Regions from separate parts of the Homo sapiens genome. Here region 2 is linked to region 1. A link is an interaction called in ENCODE POLR2A ChIA-PET data of the cell type or tissue named here. Cell type or tissue: PC-9. All regions are shown on one strand. Each heading gives the region's core, and the rest is flanking DNA. Links, peaks and the distances in the headings are about the cores only. Region 1 overlaps SPTLC2 (serine palmitoyltransferase long chain base subunit 2). Region 2 overlaps VIPAS39 (VPS33B interacting protein, apical-basolateral polarity regulator, spe-39 homolog).

Region 1 (6,788 bases), core at 1-2,500:
ATATAAATACAGTCATTGAGAATAAGTCGATTTGAGGCATACAAGAGTAGTTTCTTACACAGTTTAACACGGCCTGATTCAAGACTCTGATAGGATTCAAACAGATACCGGTTAACCATGACTACCAAAACTGATCATCTGAGTCGATTGATAGAGGTGTGACTAGTCCTTAGCACTTTTTCTCATTCCTCTTTTTATTCAGCATTGCTGTTACCTATTTCAGGTTTATAAGACCTCTTTCAGCAGATCACATCAGAAGCCAGGAAATGCATAGCTAGGAGATGTCAAAAGCCCATATGAGGAGTGGACCAAGCAGCAGTGGCGGTTTCTCCTCGCATCTTTTTTTTTTTAAGCTTTAACTTAGCAGGGGCATGGACTTTATAGCACTTTTTCAACTTTTTGCTTTGCTTTGGATAAGAAATCCTTACCTTTAAAAAAAGCTTCTAGTCTCCATAACCCCCAAAGTACTGCTTATTTGTTTGAAGAATCCAGCCATCGTAGTGCTTTAGTCACTATCGTAAACATTCATGATAGGGCAAGGATTTTAAAACAGGATTCTTGCTTCTGTAGTCATCAAGGTGAACAGAAGCATCCTACACAACCACTAAGGGCTCTATGTTTGTGTCATGCCTCTTCAAACACCAAGGAGTTGAACATGCTTCCAGTGATTTGTCTCCGTAATGCCTTCTTCCTTTATTTGGCCTTTCTTTCTTTCTGTACCTTCAAGTTCTTGATTTTTAAAATTCCAACTCTAGAGAAAACCAATATATGGTGGTGCTGGGCTTTGAAGATAGCATATCAGACGCCTTGGTTCTGTTTGTACACTTAGCCTTACATTTCAGGAGGAGGCTTTTCATTAGGGGCTTAAGCTAGCTCCTTTGGCTTTTAAAAAAAATTTTTTTTCAAATTTCTTCATTACCTAAGGGAGCCTGCATCTAAATTTCTCAACTAGTTCAGCCTAGCTGAATTTTCTAGTGTGTTATACACTTTGCTTCCTTCTTATTGGTGAAAACCAGGGGGATGAGTGGCTTCCATGGAGAGATTTCCTGATTTCTCAGGGAGGAAAAAAGTGATGACATTTACCACTACTTTTATGTTTTTCCCCTTTTTCCAAATTGATAAGGATTTCTGGTTCCTAGTGATCCGGGATTGGGCAACAGTGCAGAACTGCCAGTCATGCCGTAGGCCGTGAAGAAAGAATGTGAGTAACTGTTGTTTTGCAAGGATTTGTAGGGTTATGGGCAGTTGTTGTTTGAAGCATTGCTATGACCTAATTCCCAAGGTATCTTTCCTCTCTTGGTGTTCTAGGTAAGCCAATGAGCTTTAATCTCTACTTGCTATAACCGTGTGCTTAGAAAAAGAGGTGAGAGTAGTGGTTTTCCTTCAAACTGTCCACATTCATGAAGATTATGAATTGTTAGGACAGCCAGGGCAAGATAGACCCTGTCTCTACAAAAATTTTTTTCTAAATTAACCGGGCATGGTGGTGCCTGCCTGTAGTCCCACCTGTGTGGGAGAATCACTTGAGCCTGGGAGGTCAAGGCTGCAGTGAGCCATGATTGCACCCCTGCACTCCAGCCTGGGTGACAGAGTGAGACCCTGGCTCAATAAGAGGGGGAAAAAAAATTGTTAGGAGCTGGGTGCGGATGCAGCCTGCAATCCCAGCTACTTGAGAGGCTGAGGCCGGAGGATTGCTTAAACCCAAGAATTTGAGCGTAGCCTGGGCAACACAGCAAGACCCCATCTAAGAAAAAAATGTTTTTTAAATCAGCTTAGCCCAAAGGGGTTGTGAATGGGGAGGTATAAAAAGCAAAGATTATTTTTTGGCTACTAAGCCAAGAACTTACAGGGATTTTTTTTTTCAGTCCCAGAACCTACAGATACCCTGCTACTTGCTTCACGTGGATGCTCAGTGCCCAGCAGCCATCTTAATACATTAAACCAGTTTAAAAAATACCTTCCATGTGGAGAAAAACATGTCTTTTTCTCGCCTCAACTTTATCCACATGAAATATGTGCCCATGGCTGGGCGCAGTGGCTCACCTGTAATCCCAACACTTTGGGAGGCTGAAGCAGGCAGATTGCTTGAGGCCAGGAGTTCGAGAACAGTCTGGCCAACATGGCGAAACCTCATCTCTACTAAAATTACAAAAATTAGCCGGGCATGGTGGCACATGCCTGTAATCCCAGCTACGTCAGGAGGCTGAGGCACAGGAATTGCTTGAACCCAAGAGGCAGAGGATGCAATGAGCCAAGATCACACCACTGCACTCCAGCCTTGGCGACAGAGGGAGACTCTGTCTCAAAAAAAAAAAAAAAAGGTGTGCCCAGGCCCCTAGCCATTGCCATGTGCCCAGCCAGAGAGCCAAATTAGAGGGCTGGCTTCCCTATCACACAGAATAAATGCTAGTGCTAGCCAATGATCCCTTTGCTTTTAATGTATAGAAAATACTGTTGTTCCTTTTGTCATTTCCAGTGACATCTGTTTTCTAAGCAGCTCTTTTCTAGGGAGGAAACCAAAGGGGCTAGGTTAAGACCCTAATAGAAATGTTTTTTCTAATCTCTGGTGAGTCTGGAAGTGTCACATTCACAGTCCACCCTTGGGAGTGGCTTGGTGGAGCTGGGGACAAGGTTTTGTTTACTACATAGTGCACATGATAAATGGCCTTAAACTGTGATTCTTTCTGGTAGGATAAGTTATAATAAACTGACCCTAAAGAATGCAATGGCTTTTAAACTGCAGTTACTGTGTTCTTAATGAAGCAATACCCAAAGCTCTGTTCTTTTGGAGCACTTGAGGGGAGCTTGAATGAAAGGTGCAGATAAGAGCAGTACCTTGATCTTATGCTTTCTGAGTGTCCTGCCTTGTTGCCATCTGCATGGATGAGTGAATGCTTCTATGCACGAGGAGACTCAAGCCAACTCAGAGTCTGCTTTTTCCAACGCTCTTCCCAGGTTTCTTTTGCAAAGCTTGGTCATTTGGCCCAGGTCTTCCTGGAAAGTGGAGTACATGTCACTGACTAGGGTGGCGTGGTGTCTTTACCCTTAACATTAAGTCTTGTTACCTCAGTGATGTGAAGCCAATGGTTGGAATTATAAAAAGCATCCTTGCTGGTTCTTCACAGGACACTGGAACCCACCCTGTCAATTCAGCTAGCATGTCCACACAGTCTTGATGATCCCTCTCTGTAACAGGCAGCTAACATTAAGAGAAGGGGGAAAGAGAAGAAGAGAGCAATAGCTTATGGGAGAGCTGAGATCTTACTTCGTTGACCCATATTTTTCCCCTGACCAAGTTACCTGTAAACTGGAATTTGCAAGGGGATGCTGTGATGATAACCCCTTTCTATTGCTGTAATGTTCATATAACCTGGGAAACTGAGAGAAGGGGATGTGTAAATAAAAGCTTAAACATTTTAGTAATGTGTTAAAATGTCACTCTCTCTTACCCTGTTTCCCTTTTTTGCCAGATGATGATTTTTTTATTTTTATTTTGTACTTTACTGGATGACTGTGAAGCGATGAGTATTGGGTTGGGGTAGGTGTGTTGATTTTGAGAGTGCATGTTAAGAACTGAAGGGGAACTACTTGAGATGACTTAAGAAGCATCCCATGCAAATATCTTGTTTTGCCCTAATAAAATATTCAGAAAGATATATCTGCCTTTATTCATTCAACCAATACATATTGAGTGCTATCTCTCTGATGGGCAGCACACTGAGCTTTGTGGTTCCTACTTGCTAGTAAACAGATAAGCACATGAACATACATGTCATTTTACAAACTGTTAAGTGCTATGGAGGAAAAGTAAAGAGCTTGGTAAAAGTAACCAGGCCGGGCGCGGTGGCTCACGCCTATAATCCTAGCACTTCAGGTGGATCACTTGAGGTCAGGAGTTTGAAACCAGCCTGGCCAACATGGCGAAATCCCGTCTCTACTAAAAATACAAAAATTAACCAGGCATGGTGGCACGTGCCTATAATTCCAGCTATTTGGGAGGCTGAGGCACGAGAATCGCTTGAACCTGGAGGCAGAGGTTATAGTGAGCTAAGATCACACCACTGCACTCCAGCCTGGGCAATAGAGCAAGACTGTCTCAAAAAAAAAAAAAAAAGACAGTAACCATGATCTGGTTTAGACAGGGGTGAGAGAGAAAACTGAGGACGTGGAGGGTCTGAAATAAAGTACAGTTGGAGCTTGATTAAAAACTGTGTGGGGAGGTGAGGTAGTGGGGAGGTGGTAGAGGCAGACTCACTGGGCTTTGTAGATCTTGGTGAGGTCTTTCTCTTATGCAGGGGGTGGGGGTCAGACTAGTGAAAGGGCTGGGTTTTTAAAAAATTTTTTAAATTATTACCTAAAGTGGAGACAGAGTTTCACTGTGTTGCCCAGTCTCGAATTCCTGGCCTCAAGCAATCCTCCCGTCTCAGCCTCCTGACATACTGGGATGACAGGCATGAGCTGCCACACCCGGCCCAGTGAGGAGTTTAAAGTATGGAAACAGATAACTCTCAGTGTTTTTGTAGACATGGACAATTTGATAAAGTTTATATGGAAATCTAAAGGACCTAGAATAGTCCAAACGATTTTGGAAAAGAACTTACACTACCTGATTTCAAGACTTTCTGTAAAGCTACAGTAATCAAGACACTACTGTTGGCATTAAGATAGTCATGTAGATCAGTAAAACATACTAGAGTCCAGAAATAGACCCACACATAGAAGGTTGGTTGATTTTCAACAGAGTTGCCAAGGTAGTTCCAGTGGGGAAAGTACAGATAATTCAACTAATGGTCCCAGAACAACTAAATATCCATATGGGCAGAAATGACCTTCAACCCTTAACTCATAGATATACAATAATTCAAAATAAATCACCTGAACACAAAAATTAAAACTATAAAATGTCTAGAAGAAAACAGAAGAGAAAATCTGTGACTTTAGGAATGATTTCTGAGGACACAAAAAGCATTATTGATAAGTTGGACTTGATCAAAATGAAAATTTCAAAAGACTGAAAATGAAAAGCAAACCCCAGGCTGGAGTAAAAGATTCAGAATACATGTATTTGATAAAGGCTTTCTATACAGACTATAAAGAACCCTTAAAATTTAGTAATCTATTCATAAAAAAATAGATAAAAGATGGAAAAGACATTTCACAAAAGAGGTAAACTAATGTCCCATAAGCTTATGAAAAAATGCTTAACATAATTAGTCATCAGGGAAGTGCAAATAAAAACTACAATAAGATTCTACCACCCCAGCCTGGGCAACATAGCAAGACCCCATCTCTACTAAAAAACTGAAAAATTAGCCAAGCATGGCGGTGCATGCCTGGAGTCCTAGCTACTCAGAAGTCTGAGGTGGGAGGATCCTTTGAACCCAAGAGTTGAAGGCTACAGTGAGCTATGATCACACCACTGCACTCCAACCTGGGAGACAGAGCAAGGCACTGTCTCAAAAAAAAAAAAAAAAGCCTGGCGTGGTGGCTCATGCCTGTAATCCCAGCACTTTGGGAGGCTGAGGGTGGCGGATCATGAGGTCAGGAGATCAAGACTATCCTGGCTAACACAGTGAAACCCCGTCTCTACTAAAAAAAATACAAAAAATTAGCTGGGCATGGTGGCGGGTGCCTGTAGTCCCCACTACTCAGAAGGCTGAGGCAGGAGAATGGTGCGAACTCGGGAGGCGGAGTTTACAGTAAGCTGAGATTGCACCACTGCACTCCAGCATGGGCGACAGAGGGAGACGCCGTCTCAAAAAAAAAAAAAACCAAAAAACAAAAATTCTACCACCACTCCCACCAGAATGGCTGAAATTAAAAAGAATTACAATATCAAGTGTTGGCAAAGATGTGGAGCAACTGGAGCTCTCATCAGTTGCTGGTGGGAATACAAATGGTACATCCACGTGAGAAAATAATTTGGCAGGTTTGAGACAGCAATTCCACTCATAGATAAATTTAAATTTTTTATTTTAAAATATTCATCTATTTATTTTGAGACTGAGTTATGAGACTGGCTAATTTTTGTATTTTTGGTAGAGACAGGGTTTCGCCATGTTGGCCAAGCTGCTCTTGAACTACCGCGCTCAAGGGATCTGCCCACCTCAGCCTCCCAAAGTGCTGGGAGTACAGGCGTGAGCCACCACATCCGGCCCACTTATAGATACTTAAGAGAAATGAAAGCATGTCTGCATGAGGACTTACACTTGAATACAGTCACTATGCATAACCAGAAACAAAAAACCATAATGGTGAATGGATAAACACATTGTAGTATGTGCATAAAATGGAATATTACTCAGCAATGAAAAGGAACAAATTACTGATACCTACAAGATGGACAAATCTCGGCCACATGCTGATGCTAGTGCACGTGGTGTATGGGGGAAAGAAACATGATGAGAGAAAGAAGCCAAAGAAAAGAATACATAAATATTCCATTGATACGAAATTCTACAAAGGGCAAAACTATTCTATGGTAACAGCAGGATCAATGGTTGCCAGGAGCCAAGGGTAGAAGGAGGTAGGGATTAACTATACAAAGGGACTATTAAAATGTAATTTTCCAAAAAGCATGAATCGGCGGGGCATGGTGGCTCACACCTGTAATCTCAATGCTTTGGGAGGCCGAGGCAGGTGAATCACCTGAGTTCAGGAGTTCAAGACCAGCCTGACGAATATGGTGAAACTAAATCTACTAAAAATACAAAAATTAGCTAGGCATAGTGATGTGCGCCTGTAGTCCCAGCTACTTGGGAGGCTGAGACAGGTGAATCGCTTGAACC
Region 2 (17,420 bases), core at 7,904-10,403, 65 kb after region 1:
CCATACTATAATGTGACTAAAGATTAAAAAAAAAAAATTAAAGGTCTACAGTGAAAAGTTTCCGTTCCATATTGTTATGTATCTTCTCAGTTTTCAGTTCATGTCCTCCCAAAAAACAATCGTTGCTTGGTTCCTGTGTATTCATCTAAAGACTCTTTTTGCATCTGGAAAAGTATATAGAAACATGTATTCTTATCCCATTTTTACACAAGCAGTAGCATGCTTCATACCTTGCTCTTTTTATGTGTTAATATAGCTTGGAGATCTTTCCATGTCAGTATATAAAGAGTGTTCTCATTTTCTCTTTCTTTTTTTTAAATAGCAGCATAGTATTAAATTGTATGGGTTTACCATCATTTTTTAGCCAGCCCACTGTTGAATTTTAGATTTTTCAATCTTTTGCTCTTTATATTTCTATCATTGACTTTATATTCTGACCATAGATGCATAAATGAAAGAGCAATTCTTAGAGTGGAATTACTCACATAGGATGTTTGCATCTGTATTGGGTAGATATTGCCAAATTGACCTCCACAGGGGTTGTACCAATTCATACTACCACCAGCAATGGAGGAGGGTTCCAGTTTCCCTATAGCCTGGCTAACACGGTATTATCAAGCTTTTGGATCTTTCCCCATCTTATAGGGGACTAATGGTTTCTCATTATATTTTTAATTTGTAGTACTCTTAGCAAAGCTGGGGGCAGGTGGTGTGTGCCTCTGGAGGGTAGTGGCGATGGATGGCTTGAGGCCAGGAGTTGAGGCTGACGTGAGACATGACTGTTAGATATGATTGTGAATAGCCACTGTACTCCAGAGCTCCGGCAATGTAGTGAGACCCTGTCTCTAAAAAAAAAGAAAAAAAGAGAAAAAAGAGTAAGGTTGAGCATCTTTTCATATGTTGAAGAGCCATTTGAATTTTCTGTGATCCACCTATTCATGTCCTTGGTCCATTTTTCTGCTGATTAGTCTATTTGATTCTATCTTTTCTCCCTGCCCCAAGTTGGCCAAGGGACCAGGGCTTCTGGTGAAAAGCTTTTAGAGTTTATTGAATGTTGGATGTCAAGGCTTTATTGTGGATGAGAATTGCTGATGTAGTTCTTACTATCTCACAGGTATCTCATGGTCCATCAGAGAGACTGCTGGTAATAGCGGCTCAACCCACGAGGGGCGTGAACAGCTAAAGAGCCGAAACAGCTTCTCCTCCTATGCACAACTACCCAAGCCTACTTCTACCTACTCCCTGAGCAGCTTTTTTAGAGGTAAAGAGAGATGCTTAAATGGATAGGGAAGTCCTTCTCTTTTTCCAGAAAAATCTTAGGCCATAATTTTCATTTACTTTGTAAGAAAAAGATTATTGAAGGGTAAAGCATTCTCATTGGAGGTGGCAGCTGGGTGTTAGGAGCGAGATAAATGAGAGAAATTCAGAGGAGTTGGACTGGTTTTCTATAGCATGATGAATGAAATTGACATTAACCCTGTGACTGGTACTGAAAAAATTTGCCTAGATCAAAATTCCTCCCTACTCCTTGTGCATTGCTGTTGGAAAACCTTGTTGGTGGGAATGCCAAATGGTGCAGCCACCGTGGAAGACAGTATGGTGGTTTTTTAAAAAAAATTAAACAGTAAACATATAACTGGCTAGGCGTGGTGGCTCACGCCTGTAATCCCAGCACTTTTGGGAGGCTGAGGCAGGTGGATCACCTGAGGTCAAGAGTTCTAGACCAGCCTACCAATATGGTGAAACCCCGTCTCTACTAAAAATACAAAAATTAGCCGGGCATGGTGGGGGCTTCTGTAATCCCAGCTGCTCAGGAGGCTGAGGGAGGCAGATTGCTAGAACCTGGGAGGCAAAGGTTGTAGTGAACCGAGATTGCACTACTGCAGTCTAGCCTGGGTGACAGAGCAAAACTCCATCTCAATAAATAAATAAATAACATATGATCTAGCAATTTTACTTCTGGGTATATCTCAAAAAGAATGGAAAGCAGGTACTTGAACATATATTTGTACCTCCATGTTGATAGTAGCATTATTCACAATAGCCAAAAGATGGAAACAACCCAAATGTCCATTGATGGATGAATGGATAAACAAAATGTGCCATATACATGCAGCGGAATGTTACTCAGCATTAAAGAAGAACGACATTCCCATACATGCTGCCATATGGATGATCCTTGAGGATGTGATACTAAATAAAATGAGGCACAAAGGGACAAATATTGTATGACTCCATTTACGTATGACCTAGAATAGTCAGATTCATAGAGACAGGAAGTAGAATGGTGGTTACCAAGAGCTGGGGTGGAGGGAATGGAGAGTTATTGTTTAAAGGGTGTAGAGTTGGTTAAAGGGTAGAGAGTCTCAGTTTGGGATGATGAAAAAGTTCTGGAGATGGATAGTGGTGATGGTTGTACAACAGTGTGAATGTACTTAATGCTACTGACTTATACACTTAAAAATGGTTAAAATGGTAAATTTTGTTATGTATATTTTACCATAATTAAAAAAAATTTTCTCCCTGCTCCATTTTTTAATGGCACTTCAGATTTCTACAGATGAATAAAACCTTTTTTAAGCCTTAAGTTCCTATATTGCGTTATTGAGTTGGTTACACATTGTGTCTTTAACCAAGCCTGGATGGCTCTGATTGAAACTGTTGACCTTTTCCCTCTTGTGTTCTTTACCTTTAGGTAGAACTAGACCTGGAAGTTTCCAGTCCCTTTCTGATGGTAGGCATTGAACCCTCTTTTAATTGCTGTGGGAAATGTTACTGATCTGGTACAGTCTGGGGAGTTATGGGGACAGGTAGTAATTAGATGACAAGATGAACTTTCTTCTGCATCTACTGTCATTATTAGAGGAATTTTCTGATACTGACTAAGGAGGTAGAAATCATTCTAGCTACAGGGGCAAAGGTGACTTCTAGGGATGCTGTCTTTGGGGAAGAACGGAGATCTGCTTTTGGCCATAAAGTTAACATTGGGAGCCCACAAGTCAAAAAAATGTGAGAACGAAGAAGTAGAGGGAAGGAATGACAAGCAGGATTCATGGTGCCCTTCTGAACCAGCTGCTTATTCTTTTTCAGCTCTGTCAGACACACCTGCCAAAAGCTATGCTCCAGAGCTGGGGAGACCCAAAGGGGAGTATAGGGTGAGTTACAGCATACACTGGTGTGACACTTTCCACAGTATAAAGTACCTTGACATATGTTACCTGGCTTGATTTTCCCAACTATTTGAGTAGATATTTTTTTAACCCTGTTTTATAGATTAGAAAACTGGGTTTCTAAACATGAGGGCTTACCTGGGGTCTCAGAGCTGGGAAAGGGTGCAACTTAGACTTATAATCTCTATATTCTGACTCAGCTCTGCCATACTTTGCTTACTCATTATGCTCCCACTTGAAGGCTGTACTTTGAAACCCAGTGATCATCACTGCAGTCTGGAAGCCTGGTAGAGCTCATATTCCCATGAAACAAATAAAGCAAATTGATTCATAAGGAAGAAACCATATCCTAAGGTCGGAAAAGGAACATGTCTCCAACATCTCTCTCTTTCCTTCTGTTGGCCAAAGGCATTAATTGTTAGAATCCTAAAACGTGATTCTAATTCATCTAGAGGTTGCAGTCCTGAACTGGTAGGCATGGGGCTACTGGCTTTGTCAATTGGCTCCTCCCTCTTTGATCCATCTCCTCCTATCTATATTGCCCCTGCTCTAGTTCCTTCAGAAACTCAAAACAAAACCGTCCCATTTCTTCATTTTTTTCACATCCATTCCCTCCCACAAATTATTTCCCCCTTAGACACTAAGACTGAGTTTGAGTTGAGGAGCGGGTATGCTGATAAATTTGATTCCTTAACTTCCTGGGATTCACGTATTGCTAATATTCCAGGATTACAGCAATGACTGGAGCCCCAGTGATACAGTGCGACGTCTCCGGAAGGGCAAGGTAAGGACAGAGAATTTTTGTGAGGTTCTTTGGGAAGCTGGGCAGCTTGTTCACACAGGGAAGATTTCTTGACCTCTCTTCAGTTCTCATTTGTTCAATGAATTTCAGGGGGAAAATAAATCCACTAAGGTTGAAAGTCAGTGGCAAAATTTCTGATTCTCCATTACTGTTGCTTTGATGGGGTAGTGGGGAAAGAGTGATGGATGAGAGGGAAAAGTACATTTAAGAGTGAGAGGCCAGGGCCAGGGGTGGTGGCTCACGCCTGTAATCCCAGCACTTTGGGAGGCCGAGGAGGGTGGATCACGAGGTCAAGAGATCAAGACCATCCTGGCCAACATGGTGAAACCCCATCTGTACTAAAAATATAAAAAATTAGCCGGGTGTGGTGGCAGGCACCTGTAGTCCCAGCTACTCGGGAGGCTGAGGCAGGAGAATCACTTGAACCCAGGAGGTGGAGGTTGCAGTGAGCTGAGATTGCACCACTGCATTTCAGCCTGGTGAGTGAGACTCCGTCTCAAAAAAAAAAAAGAGAAGCCGGGCATGGTGGCTCACGCCTGTAATCCCAGCACTTTGGGAGGCCAAGGCAGGCAGATCACCTGAGGTCAGGAGTTCTAGACCAGCCTGGCCAACATGGTGAAACCCCATCTCTACTAAAAATACAAAAAATTAGGCGGGCGTGGTGGCGTGCACCTGTAATCCCAGCTACTCGGGAGGCTGAGGCAGGAGAATCACTTGAATCTGGGAAGTGGAGGTTGTAGTGAGCTGAGATCGTGCCACTGCACTCCAGCCTGGGCAACAAGAGTGAAACTCCGCCCCCCTGCCCAAAAAAAGAGAGTGAGAACAATCTTTTATGTTAGATCTGTGATTCATTGAGTTCATTTTTGCATATGGTGTGATGTAAGGGTTTGAGTTTAATTGTTTTCCCCATGTAGATCTCCATTTGTTCCAGCACTATTTGTTGAAAAAACTATCCTTTCCCCATTGAATTATCCTGCTGATGCTTTTGTTGAAAATCGGGCCAGTCACAGTGGCTCATGCCTGTAATCCCAGAACTTGGGGAGGCCAAGGTGGGAGGATCTGTCGAGCCCAGGAGTTCAAGACTAGGCTGGGCAACATAGTGAGACCGTGTCTCTACAAATGATAAAAAAAAAAAAATTAGCCAGGTGTGCGGCCGGGCACGGTGGTTCATGCCTGTAATCCCAGCACTTTGGAAGGCCAAGACAGGCAGATCACCTGAGGTTGGGAGTTTAAGACCAGCCTGACCAACATGGAGAAACCCCGTCTCTACTAAAAATACAAAATTAGCTGGGCGTGGTGGCACATGCCTGTAAATCACAGCTTCTCAGGAGGCTGAGGCAAGAGAATCGTTTGAACCTGGTGGCCGAGATTGTGCAATTGCACTCCAGCCTGGGCAACAAGAGCGGAACTCCATCTTAAAAAAAAAAAAGCCAGGTGTGGCTAATTTATAATATAAATGTATATTATAATTTATAATTATAAATATATAAATGTAACTTATAATCTTATAGCAGGATATGTTTTTAGTCACAGTTGCTTGAGAGGCTGAGATGGAAGGATTGCTTGAGCCCTGAAGGTCGAGGCTGCAATGAGCCGAGATTGTGCCACTCCATTCCAGCTTAGGCAACAGAGCAAGACCCTGTCTCAAGAAGAAAAAAATAAGAAGAAAATTAATGATCATATATGTGTAGGCCTATTTCTGGACTCTTTATTCTAGTTCATTGGATTATTTATCCTTAAGCTAATACTACAGTCTTGATTATTATATAAATGTTGAAATCAAGATACTTCAACTTTGTTGAAGCTTTCAACCTTCAATGTTGTTCTCTTCCAAAATTGTTTTGGCTGTTCTAGATCCTTTATACTTCCATATCGATTTTAGTAGCACCTTGGCAGTGTCTACAAAAGAGTTGTTGAGATTTTTATTGGGATTGCCTTGAATGTACAGATCAATTTTGGTAGAATTGGCAATGATCATAATAATTAATGGATCAAAATGGATCATAATGCCAGGTGTGGTGGCTTGTGCCTATAATCCTAGCTACTCAGGAGGCTGAGGCAGGAAGATCAGTTGAGCCCTGGAGGCTGAGGCTGCAGTGAGCTGTGATTGCATCACTGCACTCCAACCTGGGCGAGAGAGCGAGACCCTCTCTCTAAAAAAAAAGCAGATAAAATGGATTATACTTCACAGGTTCTAAGGATTGGGAATGAAAAAATGAATAAATAAAATGGATCATAGACCTAAATGTAAATTAATTGTTAAAGCTATAAAACTTCTAGAAGAAAATATAGACGAAAATCTTTATGATCTTGACTTAGGCAAAGATTTATTACCTAGGACACAAAAAGCATGAACCATAAATGAAAAAATTGATAAAATGGACTTCATCAAAATTTAAAACTTTTATTTTTTTTTTAGAAACCACTGTTAAAGCCATGAAAGGACCACCATAGCTCAGAGAAAGTAGTTTCAAAACACGTATATTATAAAGGACTTTCATCCAGAATATATATAAAACTTTTTTTTTTTTTTTTTGAGATGGAGTCTCCTTCTGTCGCCCGGGCTGGAGTGCAGTGGTGCGATCTCAGCTCACTGCAACCTACGCCTCCCAGGTTCAAGTGATTCTCCTGCTTCAGCCTCCTGAGTAGCTGGAATTAACAGGTGTGTGCCACCATGCCTGGCTAATTTTTGTATTTTTAGTAGAGAGGAGGTTTCACCATGTTGGCCAGACTGGTCTCAAACTCCTGACCTCAGGTGATCTGCCTGCCTTGGCCTCCCAAAGTGCTGGGATTATATGCGTGAGCCACTGTACTTGGCCAGAATATATATAAAACTTTTATTAAACCTGGCAATATAGCAAGACCCCATCTCTACAAAATAAAAATTAGCCAGGTGTGATGGCACTTACCTATGGTCCCAGCTACTCAGGAGGCTTGAGGTGGGAGGATTGCTTGAGCCCAGGAAGTCGAGGCTGCACTGAGCCATGATCATGCCACTGCACTCCAGCCTGGGCAATACAGTGAGACCCTGTCTCAGATAAAACAACAACAACAACAAAACTCTTAGCTTAGTGATAAGTACAGTCTGATAAAAAAATTGGCACAAGAGTTGACCAGACACATCACAAAAGAAGATACATGAATGACCAATAATCACTTTAAAAGATACTTAAAATTATAGTTATCAAGAAAATGTGAGTTGAAACTATGAGATACTGGCTGGGCATGGTGGCTCACGCCTGTAATCCCAGCACCTTGGGAGGCTGAGGCAGGTGGATCACGGGGTCAGGAGATCAAGACCATCCTGGCTAACATGGTGAAACCCTGTCTCTACTAAAAATACAAAAAAATTAGCCGGGTGTGGTGGCAGGTGCCCATAGTCCCAGCTACTCGGGAGGCTGAGGCAGGAGAATGGTGTGAACCCGGGAAGCGGGGCTTGCAGTGAGCCAAGATTGCGCCACTGCACTCCAACCTGGGCGACAGAGCGAGACTCCGTCTCAAAAAAAAAAAAATCACTGAACTATATACTTAAATAGGGTATGTTTTACTGTATGCAAATTATGAATAAGGGTTCTTAAAAAAGAACAAGTGATTGGCTGGGCGCGGTGGCTCATGCCTGTAATCCCAGCACTTTGGGAGGCTGAGGTGGGTGGATGACGAGGTCAGGAGATCGAGACCATCCTGGCTAACACAGTGAAACCCCGTCTCTACTAAAAATTAAATTACTAAAAAAAAATTAGCCGGGCATGGTGGCGGGCACCTCTAGTCCCAGCTACTTAGGACGCTGAGGCAGGAGAATGGTGTGAACCTGGGAGGCGGAGCTTGCAGTGAGCCGAGATTGAGCCACTGCACTCCAGCCTGGGTGACAGAGCAAGACTCCGTCTCAAAAAGAACAAGTGATTTCTGTTGACTTTATCAAGACTTCAGGACATTAGCATCTTATAGGGCAGCAGGCTGAACTAGAGAGGGTGGTGGGAGCCAACTGTTTTATAAGTGCTGGGGACCATAGGGTAAAAATAAAGAGACTCTCCTTGGGGACATTTTGTTTCATTATTGCTTATTCTTTAGTATCCAGCAACAAAGGAATAAAGAAAACTGTCTTCTTGTGTACTAATTCTAGTGTTATTCTGCCAGGTTTGCTCACTAGAGAGATTCCGCTCCTTACAGGACAAACTACAACTCCTAGAAGAGGCAGTAAGCATGCATGATGGAAACGTCATTACTGCAGTGAGTTGTCGGATTTGTTGTTGTTTGTTTAATTATTGTTTTCACTAGTTTCTGAAAATCCAATCAAATAGACTAACATTTTGTGTTAAATGTTAAGTAAAGATCCTGGATTCCCCTTGGAGGTGTAGGATTCTAAGTAATCTGTGCTTTAAGGGCTTAGCTGGTGCCACATGCACTAAGCGTGGAACCCTGTTTTTTTTTTTTTTTGGAGACAGGGTCTTGCTCTGTTGCCCAGGTTGAAGTGCAGTGGTGTGATGATGGCTCGCTGTAGCCTCGACCTCCTGAGCTTAAGTGATCCTCTCACCTCAGGTCCCCGAGTAGCTGGGACCACAGGTGCATACCACCATTCCTGGCTAGTTTTTTTTTTTTTTTTTTTGAGATGGAGTCTCACTCTGTCGCCCAGGCTAGTGTGCAGTAGGACAATCTTGGCTCACTGTGTGATACTCCTGCCTCAGCCTCCCAAGTAGTTGGGATTACAGGCGTGGGCCACCATGCCCAGCTAATTTTTGTATTTTTAGTAGATATGGGGTTTCACTACATTGGCTGGGCTGGTCTCAAACTCCTGACCTCAGGTGATCCACCAGCCTCGGCCTCCCAAAGAGCTGGGATTATAGGCGTGAGCTACCACGCTTGGCCTTGCCTGGCTAATTTTTAAATTTTTTTGTAGAGACAGGGTCTTGCTATGTTGCCCAAGCTGATCTCACACTCCTGGGCTCAAGTAATCTCCCTGCCTTAGCCTCCCAAAGTGTTGGAATTATGGGCATGAGTCACCATGCCCAGCCTATGTGAAACCGTTGATTGTAACCAAGACACACAAGGTTGGCTACTATGTGTTATATAAAACAATCTGAGGGAGAAGAGATGTGAGCGTATCCTCTTTCAGAGGGAGGTGTCTCTCAGCAGCATGGGCACGGGTGTGTGGACTCTCAAGACACAGCTCAGTTCCAGATAGCCATTGGCTTTCCTTGCATCACATACAGAGCTGTTGGCTATACCTTCAGAGATTGCTAATGAGTTGCTGGCCCCGTGTCTGTAGTGCTCAGGGCATGACTCTGTGTTGGAAAGTTTGCACAGTCTTTGTTCTTTTTTCCTGTAGGTTCTGATTTTCCTGAAGAGGACACTGAGCAAAGGTGAGAATGGCTTGCAGGAAATCTTCAGTCAGCAAGGTGTCTGCCACATTCGAGGGGAGAATGCCATGTGCCTTTCATACCAGAATTCATTAGTCAAGTCTATTTCAGAGACAAGTGGGGTGGCCTGAGACTTCAGAGCACAAATCACATCTCTGAGGGCGTCCTTTAGGGTGATGACTACATTAACCACAGAGCCCCCTCAGATGGCTGTGTTGGTTTGAAGAAGTCAGAGTCCATGCTAAGTGCCTGCTGTTTGGGTTGGTGTGAAATGAAAAGCTGATTTAATGGCTATGAGCTGAGTGTGTTGATGGTGAATTAAGACATAGGGGTAAACCATTCTTAGCTTTTGTTAGGGTTTGATGAGATAATATTTGGAATGTGTGAGTAGGGAGACCAATTTCACACTTGACTAATTGGCTTTAATCTTTCTCAACTTAACTCCTGACTGTCTGACAGAGATCCTCTTCCGAGAGCTGGAGGTGCGACAGGTTGCCCTGAGACATCTTATTCACTTCCTTAAGGAAATAGGGGATCAAAAGTTGCTTTTAGACCTCTTCAGGTAAGAACTGATCATCTGGTCTATAAAGTTTAGTAAGTACTTGTTTCAAAGCACTCTGAGGGATACAAAGGAATAGAAGACGCCAACTGCCCTTTTCCTGGAAGTGCTTGGAAGACAAGCTATTGAAGTGTGAGGGGATAACTAGCAGTACAGCATAGCTTATGATAAGGTGCAAGTTGGTTAAGAACCAGGCTTTGGAGTCACATGCACTTGGGTTGAATGCTATTATAGGTCTCCCACATCATTCATTGAGTGACCTTGGCCAAGTTATCAACCCTCTTCATGAGTTTTTCACATCGATCAAATGGAGATGATGACACCTACCCACAGGGTTATTATGAAGATGAAGGGCTAGTATGTGAGCCAGCACTTAGCATAATACCTAGTTTGTAGTATTAGTATTTATTAAGTGTTTTCTTACAAAAGACCTAGAATAAAGGTATCTTTTATTACTTGATTCTAAGTGATACCAGTGGGAAGTACAGTAGAAGAGAAGAAGAAAATATTTTCAGTCAGGATACCCAGGGAAAGCCTCATGGAAGTGATTAGGATTTGCATGGGCCTATGAAACTAGGTAGGATTCTGATAGGTGAGAGGTAGGCATGTCTGCTGGGGGTAAAGAGGGCTGAGGTCTTCTATCATGTTTTTCTTCCCTCTAATTCCAGTCAGTGGGGACTATTTCCCACCTTTGGATTAAAATATGTGCACATGATGTCTTTTCTTCAGTGTCAGAGAAAGGGTTAGAACCTCTGTTTAGACTGACATGTGGCCCAAGGTGACTGATATCCAGTGACTCCAGCACAGCAATGAGCTCCCCAAAAGACTGAGGTGGGGAAAAGCAGGTTACCTGGTTAGGGTCAAGATTACAGATGTTAGCCAGGAATTTGCAAAAGAAGACATGGTCACAGAGGCTGGCTGCTTCCTCCCTCCTTCCTTCCCTCCCTTACTCTTTCCCAACCAACAGGGCTTTATCAGGCATCACCTCCATGCCAAAATGGTAATGTTAATTATGGTGGTCTATTCAGAGTAAAGAAGAATCAGAAGACAAAAGTCCTGGTGCTCCAAGGTCTGGGGGAGACAAAACACATTGTACTCTGTCCATGAAAACAGTAAAGAACAATATAGAAAATCTGTTTTCAAGATTGTATTGACAGAGAATAGTGCTTTAATCTTAGGAAAAAAAAAAACAACAACCAAGTTTTCTGTGGGCTAGAGTAGGTGGCTCTGAGCCTCCCTGTCAGAACTGTTAACAAAGTTATTAGTTCCTTGCAGTACCTTCTTGTCCTTGCTTTTTGTTCAGCCAGAGAGACCAGGGGAACAATGATATCTGATCAACCATTTATCTTGTGTATAGAGGGAAATGAGTTTGAATTGTGTTTCTCCTAGAGGAGGCACTCGATTTTGTGAGGTTATACTGCCACACATCAATAGATACAAATGCCCTGCTCCCTTCTGCTTCTTCCCAGGTTCCTAGATAGAACAGAAGAGCTTGCGGTAAGTGTGGCCTTTGTTTCAGTTGGGTACCTGTTTAACAGAAATCTAGGCTGGGCACAGTGGCTCACGCCTGTAATCCCAGCACTTTGGGAGGCCGAGGTGGGTGGATCACCTGAGGTCAGGAGTTCAAGACCAGCCTGGCCAACATGGTGAAACCCTGTCTCTACTAAAAATACAAAATTAGCTGGGTGTGGTGGCACGCACCTGTAATCCCAGCTACTTGGGAGGCTGAGGCAGGAGAATTGCTTGAACCTGGGATGGGGAGGTTGCAGTGATCTGAGATCGTGCCATTGCACTCCAGCCTGGGCAACAGAGTGAGACTCTGTCTCACGAACCCAGAAATCTAAGCCAAACCCCCGCCTCCAAGATCCCAGACTGATTGAACTATTTCCTTTGATATTGATTATATACAGAAGAGAGAGGCACCTGGAAAACCTGAAAACTTAATCCAAATGATGTATTCTTTCTTTTTATATGCTCTTTTGGTTGGGCTTATGAATAAATTTTAAAAAATAAACATGTGAAAATTGGCCTGGTCAATTTGTAATTTGTTTTTCGGTTGTTTTCAGGTCCTGGTTGTTAGGAGTTTTGGGGTTTTGGCTTCTCACAAAGAAAATGTTGAAGGCTAAGAGGATAAGAAACCAGATATAGGTCAAGAAGGAAGATAGGTCAAGTTGATGATACACCCAATACACGTTTTGGCTGAGAATTCAATGGCCAGGTGTTAAGATTAAATTTTGGCAGATTTTCACAATCATGGAATGAACTCCTGGAATACAAGAATAAATCTGAAATTTTACCAAAAACTCAGTTGTATTATTAAAACTTCAGCAATTCATGTTAAAAAAAAAAAAAAAAAACTTGGCAGGAATAAGAATTTCCAGCCAAGCACGGTAGCTTATGCCTGTAATGCCAGCACTTGGGAGGCTGAGGTGGGAGGAACACTAGAGTCCAGGAGTTAGAGAACAGCCTGGGCAACATAGTGAGATCCCATCTCTAAAAAAAAATTTAAAAAATTAGCAAAGCATGGTGGCGCATGCCTGTAGTCCCAGCTACCTGGGAAGCTGAGGTAGGAGAATCGCTTAAGTCTGGGAGGTCATGTCTGGGTGAAAGAATGAGACCTTGTCTCAAAGAATTTCTCAGCACTGTCGATGGCAGGATTGCTTTTTTAGTTATTGTACAACACATTTGTGATATCCATACAGACATTCAGTTGGCACATTAAATATTGTTAACCTTTGAACAGCATAATTATATATATAATACTGAAAATGCTTTTCAGAAACATGGTTTTTTTTTTTCGAGACAGGCTGGAGTACAGTGGTGCGTGATCATATAGTTTACTGCAGACTCTCAATTCCTGGCTCAAGCCTTAGGCTCCCAAGTAGCTGGGACTACAGGTGCACACGACCACACCTGACTAATTTTTAAAAATCTTTTTGTAGAGACGGGGGTCTCACTTTGTTTGCCAGGCTGGTCTTGAACTCCTAGCCTCAAGCTATCCTCCCACCTTGGCCTCCCAAAGTTCTGGGATTACAGATGTGAACCACCTCACCTGGCTCAGTAACATGTTTTCTGAAAGGAACTTGTACTTAATATTCAAAGCATGAGAGAATCTGAAAAATCCATTTTCTTAATCAACTAAAAATGATTGGCAGCCTGTAGTAATCATTTGAAAAGCTGTTTGTTTATATTTTTAAATCTCTGTAAGTTCAAAACTATAAGGATTTTTCTTCTTACAGCATTCTTATAAAGTTTTTTGTTTTGATTTTCATTAGTGAGAATAAATGTGTTTTGGGTAACTCATTTTTATCTAAAACTTTATTTTCTTTATACTCATTATGTTCGAATTGAAGATGATTTATCATGCATGTTGTTGTATATAGATTTTGAGTTTTTCAACCTTGTAAACTTTGGAAGTGGCAAAGCTGATAGTACACTTTTAGTGTATGCCCACAGAATATGAAGGTTTCCCATGTAGAACTTTTCTTGAAAGACCTAAGGATGAAATGGAATTGAATAACAAAAAATTAACTATAGCTCTTAAAGGTTACTTTCTTTAATATTAGGAATGATTGTATACCAACTATTTTATATGAACTATTTTACGAAGATTGGATTATGATATGTAATTTCTGTTATTCTGTCTTATGTTATTTACATTTTTACATTTACATTTTTATATACATTTACATTTTTGTATACATCTGTTGGCTCAATCTGAGAATATTTATGAACAGTGAGTCAGAATGACATGCCCTATTTATATTACTGATGTTAATTGTTAGATATTTACATGATCATACTACCATTGATCATGTACATGGTCAAGGATGCCAAAAATAACACTGAAATAGGTATTTAGCTCTTGGACTTTTCAAAATCTAAAGCTGAAGCAAAATATTCATTTTTGGTTAAATACTGAGGCTAAAGTGAAACTTAAAGGTAAAGCTTGGTACTCTATCTACTCAGTGCTTCATTATAGGTCAGCACTGGCCAATAGAACTTTCTACAATGATAGAAATATTCCATATTTGGGCCGGGCGTGGTGGCTCACGCCTGTAATCCCAGCACACTGGGAGACCAAGTTGGGCAGGTCACCTGAGGTCTGGAGTTCGAGACCAGCCTGGCCATCATAGTGAAACCCTGCCTCTACTAAAAGTACAAAAATTAGCCAGGCATGGTGGTGGGCACCTGTAATCCCAGCTACTTGGGAGGCTGAGGCAGGAGAATCGCTTGAACCTGGGAGGCAGAGGTTGCAATGAGCTGAGATTGTGCCATTGCACTCCAGCCTGGGCAACAAGAGTGAGACTTCGTCTCAAAAAAAAAAAAAAAAAAATTTTCCATATTTGTGTTGTCCAATATAGTAGCTCCTAGTCACATGTAGCTGTTGAGTTCTTTAAAAGTGGTTAGTGTTAACTAAGGAGGTGAATTTTTACATTAATTAATTTAAATTTAAAGAAACAGTTGTAGCTAGTGGCTATTGTATCGTACAGTGCAGTTATAGATAAACCTACTAATGATACTTAGTCACTCTTTGCCTATCCCCCCACCCGCCTCCAATAACCATCTATACCCAGAAATGAAGAATTTGTTTTTTTAAAGCATGGGAAGTTCAGTTAATCAGCTATCTCCCTCATCTAAGGAGACAAAATACCTCAAAGCCTTTTTCTGCTTTTTGTAGCTATCTCATTATCGAGAGCATTTGAACATTCAGGACCCTGACAAACGAAAAGAATTTCTTAAAACCTGTGTTGGGTAAGTATGGGGGAAAAATGATTTTAAGTATAAATACCTTTACCCAGAAGGAATGAAGAAAATTAAAAAGGGTGGAATGGATAGGCAGGAAGGGGAGGGCTAACAATGAATCATACCAGCATCATTCAGGGTCACCTCATGCAGTGGTGTTCACACACTAGTCCCCAGCAGAGTTTCCACTGCTTGATGGTAAACTGAGGAAAAAAAAAGACAAATGTAGAGAGATTTTTTTTCCTAAAGCTAAATTTATTTAATTTGAAAGGTTATCTTTTATTGTAGGATTTTGTCCTCACTCTTCTCTTCTTCTTTGGTACTAAAATGAGCTGTACCTTTTTTTATGACCTTAGGTAATAAAAAGATAGCAATACTTTAGGGACCTGATGCATTTTTTCAGTGTTACTGGTCCTTGAAACCCCAAAGTCCAAGAACCACTGATCCAGGGCAAGCTTTCATCCAGAATTTAACTTATTGCAAAACCCAGCTCCACATATTCCTGTGACAGGATGCCCGTTGCTCTTGAAACAGCTCAGTTTGTTTTTGAACAACCTTCGTTATTGGAAAGTGCTTCCTTACGTTAAGCTGAAATTTGCTTCCCTGTATCTTTCAAGACAGGTGTAGAGTCTACCCAGTAGTCCTTGCTTCTTCAGGTTCAGTACTCATGGTTGTTTCAACCATTCCTCATGTGACATGATTTCCCGGCTTCATGTTTAGAAATTTGATTATATCAGTGAAATCCATTTAATGTTACCAAATACTGAGATATGTTATATGGCCTCTGGAAAACAAGGAGAAAAGTTAAAATAGTGAAGTAACTAGAATTTATAGCATCTCTCTTTATCTCTTCTAAAAATTCACTATGGCTAAAACTTATCTGGAATAGTGTAATTAAAACTCAGAATTCTTCCTGGAGTGAGCAGAGTATGGGGAATAATGCAGCACTTTCTAAAAGATATATCTGTGAACTGGGCATTTAAAATCTGGCTTCTATTCTTGGCCTTCCCCATTGACCACATGACTTTTTGGCAAGACGCTGTCCCTCAGCATCTTCATGTATAACAATAATGTGGCCGGGCGCAGCAGCTCACGCCTGTAATCCCAGCGCCTTGGGAGGTTGAGGCAGGTGGATCACGAGGTTAGGAGATCAAGACCGTCCTGGCGAACATGGTGAAACCCTGTCTCTACTAAAAATACAAAAATAAGCTGGGCGTGGCAGCATACGCCTGTAGTCCCAGCTACTCTGGAGGCTGAGGCAGGAGAATTGCTTGAACTCAGGAGGTGGAGGTTGTAGTGAGCCAAGATCATGCCACTGCACTCCAGCCTGGGTGACACAGAGAAACTCCATCTCAAAACAAGCAGACAAACAAAAAACATAATGCAGTGTTGAAGATGGGACCCTTGACATTTGTGATATTTGCTGATCTATAAACATACCACCATGGCATGTAATTTAATTTACCTTTTGTACTCTGCCATAAAAAAATGGCTAACAAATCTAGGTGTCCCCTCAGTAAGTTAAGCACAAGCCACAGAATTTCACTGGGATGTGGATGATGGGCAGTTGCCTAGGCTCACTCATTAGCTTTGTGACTCATTCACCAAATATTCCAACTCTCAAAATGAGAGGATTCTAATTCATTTATCAGCAAAATTATGAGTGACTATAAGTATTTTGTGGACTCTCAGGATCCCTCTTGAATTGGCAAAACCTTTAATATGAAATTCACGCCATTCATGCGATGTCTTTCTTTAAGGGACGCTCTAAAGGTGAACTGAGATCAGACTTGTGAGGCACCGTGAGCCTCTTATACTTATGCTGGCGATTTGGTTTAGTTGGGTTTGTTTCCTTGTTTGAATAGAGAAAGGTACTAACCTTCTGGCACTCTACCAGTTTGCCATTTTCAGCAGAAGATTCCGCACACATACAGGACCATTACACGCTCCTGGAACGTCAGATCATTATTGAGGTTAGACTCTTCATCTCTATATCTTTTGCTTCAGTGCCAAGGCTCAGTGCCGTTCAGCATCTAGGAGATTTCTATGCTCTGCACGTGGGTCATTTCTTACTGGTTTCTAAAAGCCTTTCATTTTCTGCCTGTACACAATAGCCCCCTTCCTCCATTGTTTTTAGGATCCTTTTTCCTCTTACCAGCTGTTAACCTGGAAGTATTTCTTCTTCATCCCGAATCTCCCATGTCCTCCCCACTTCTATTTGTTTCCATCCAATGTGGATTCATGATCATTTGATGGATTTTAAACTACTCTGGGGATATCCTAGGCAATTTCTTTCTTTTTCTGTTCTTTGTTTCTCTCCTAGGGTGGGAAACACAACTGCTGTAGTATTAAAAGATTTTTCTCCTGCCTCTACTCCATGGACATTGTTTTTTTTTTTTTTCACTTGGCTCACTCCACCACAGGCAAATGATCGCCATCTAGAATCAGCAGGACAGACTGAGATCTTCCGAAAGCACCCCCGCAAAGCCTCCATCCTCAACATGCCACTAGTGACAACACTTTTCTACTCCTGCTTCTATCACTACACAGAGGCTGAGGTACAGGCAAAATATGGAAGATTCCACAAACTCTCATTGCACAAAAAGAAGATAGTTCAAATCCAGTACTTTTATGTACTCTATTAATAATGGGTATGTATAGTTCTCAGAAATCCACCTGGAAGCTTTCCTGGCCCTCACCAGGGGTAAGAGGGCCTCATCTGGCCAGGAGGGAAAAGAGGTTTGTAAGGTTTGTAGCTTCAAGTGAGCTGGCATGCTAGCATAGCAAGT

Evidence for each region. ChIA-PET counts read pairs that join two places held together with the same protein. Peaks named below come from ENCODE experiments on the same cell type or tissue, not always from the same donor. Only the 100,000 strongest peaks of a DNase experiment are listed, where the experiment ranks them.
Region 2: POLR2A ChIA-PET joins it to region 1 with 6 read pairs; 4 of 35 experiments call an interaction of 5 or more read pairs at or near these places.

The regions. Positions count from the first base shown.
Region 1 is chr14:77,502,865-77,509,652 of GRCh38, reverse strand. SPTLC2 (serine palmitoyltransferase long chain base subunit 2) reads left to right here. Exons shown (of 12, transcript NM_004863.4): 12 at 1-3,656. Among named protein-coding and RNA genes, the nearest start is that of ISM2, 7.4 kb to the right of the region's middle. In PC-9, for the core only: no CTCF peak of the experiment used is centred there; DNase peaks (open chromatin) are centred at 562 and 1,242; H3K27ac peaks cover 1,978 bases.
Region 2 is chr14:77,435,028-77,452,447 of GRCh38, reverse strand. It overlaps VIPAS39 (VPS33B interacting protein, apical-basolateral polarity regulator, spe-39 homolog), which reads left to right. Exons shown (of 20, transcript NM_001193315.2): 4 at 1,115-1,261; 5 at 2,696-2,734; 6 at 3,091-3,155; 7 at 3,898-3,954; 8 at 8,107-8,199; 9 at 9,296-9,329; 10 at 9,786-9,888; 11 at 11,355-11,382; 12 at 14,567-14,640; 13 at 16,529-16,604; 14 at 17,055-17,189. Among named protein-coding and RNA genes, the nearest start is that of VIPAS39, 14 kb to the left of the region's middle. In PC-9, for the core only: no CTCF peak of the experiment used is centred there; no DNase peak of the experiment used is centred there.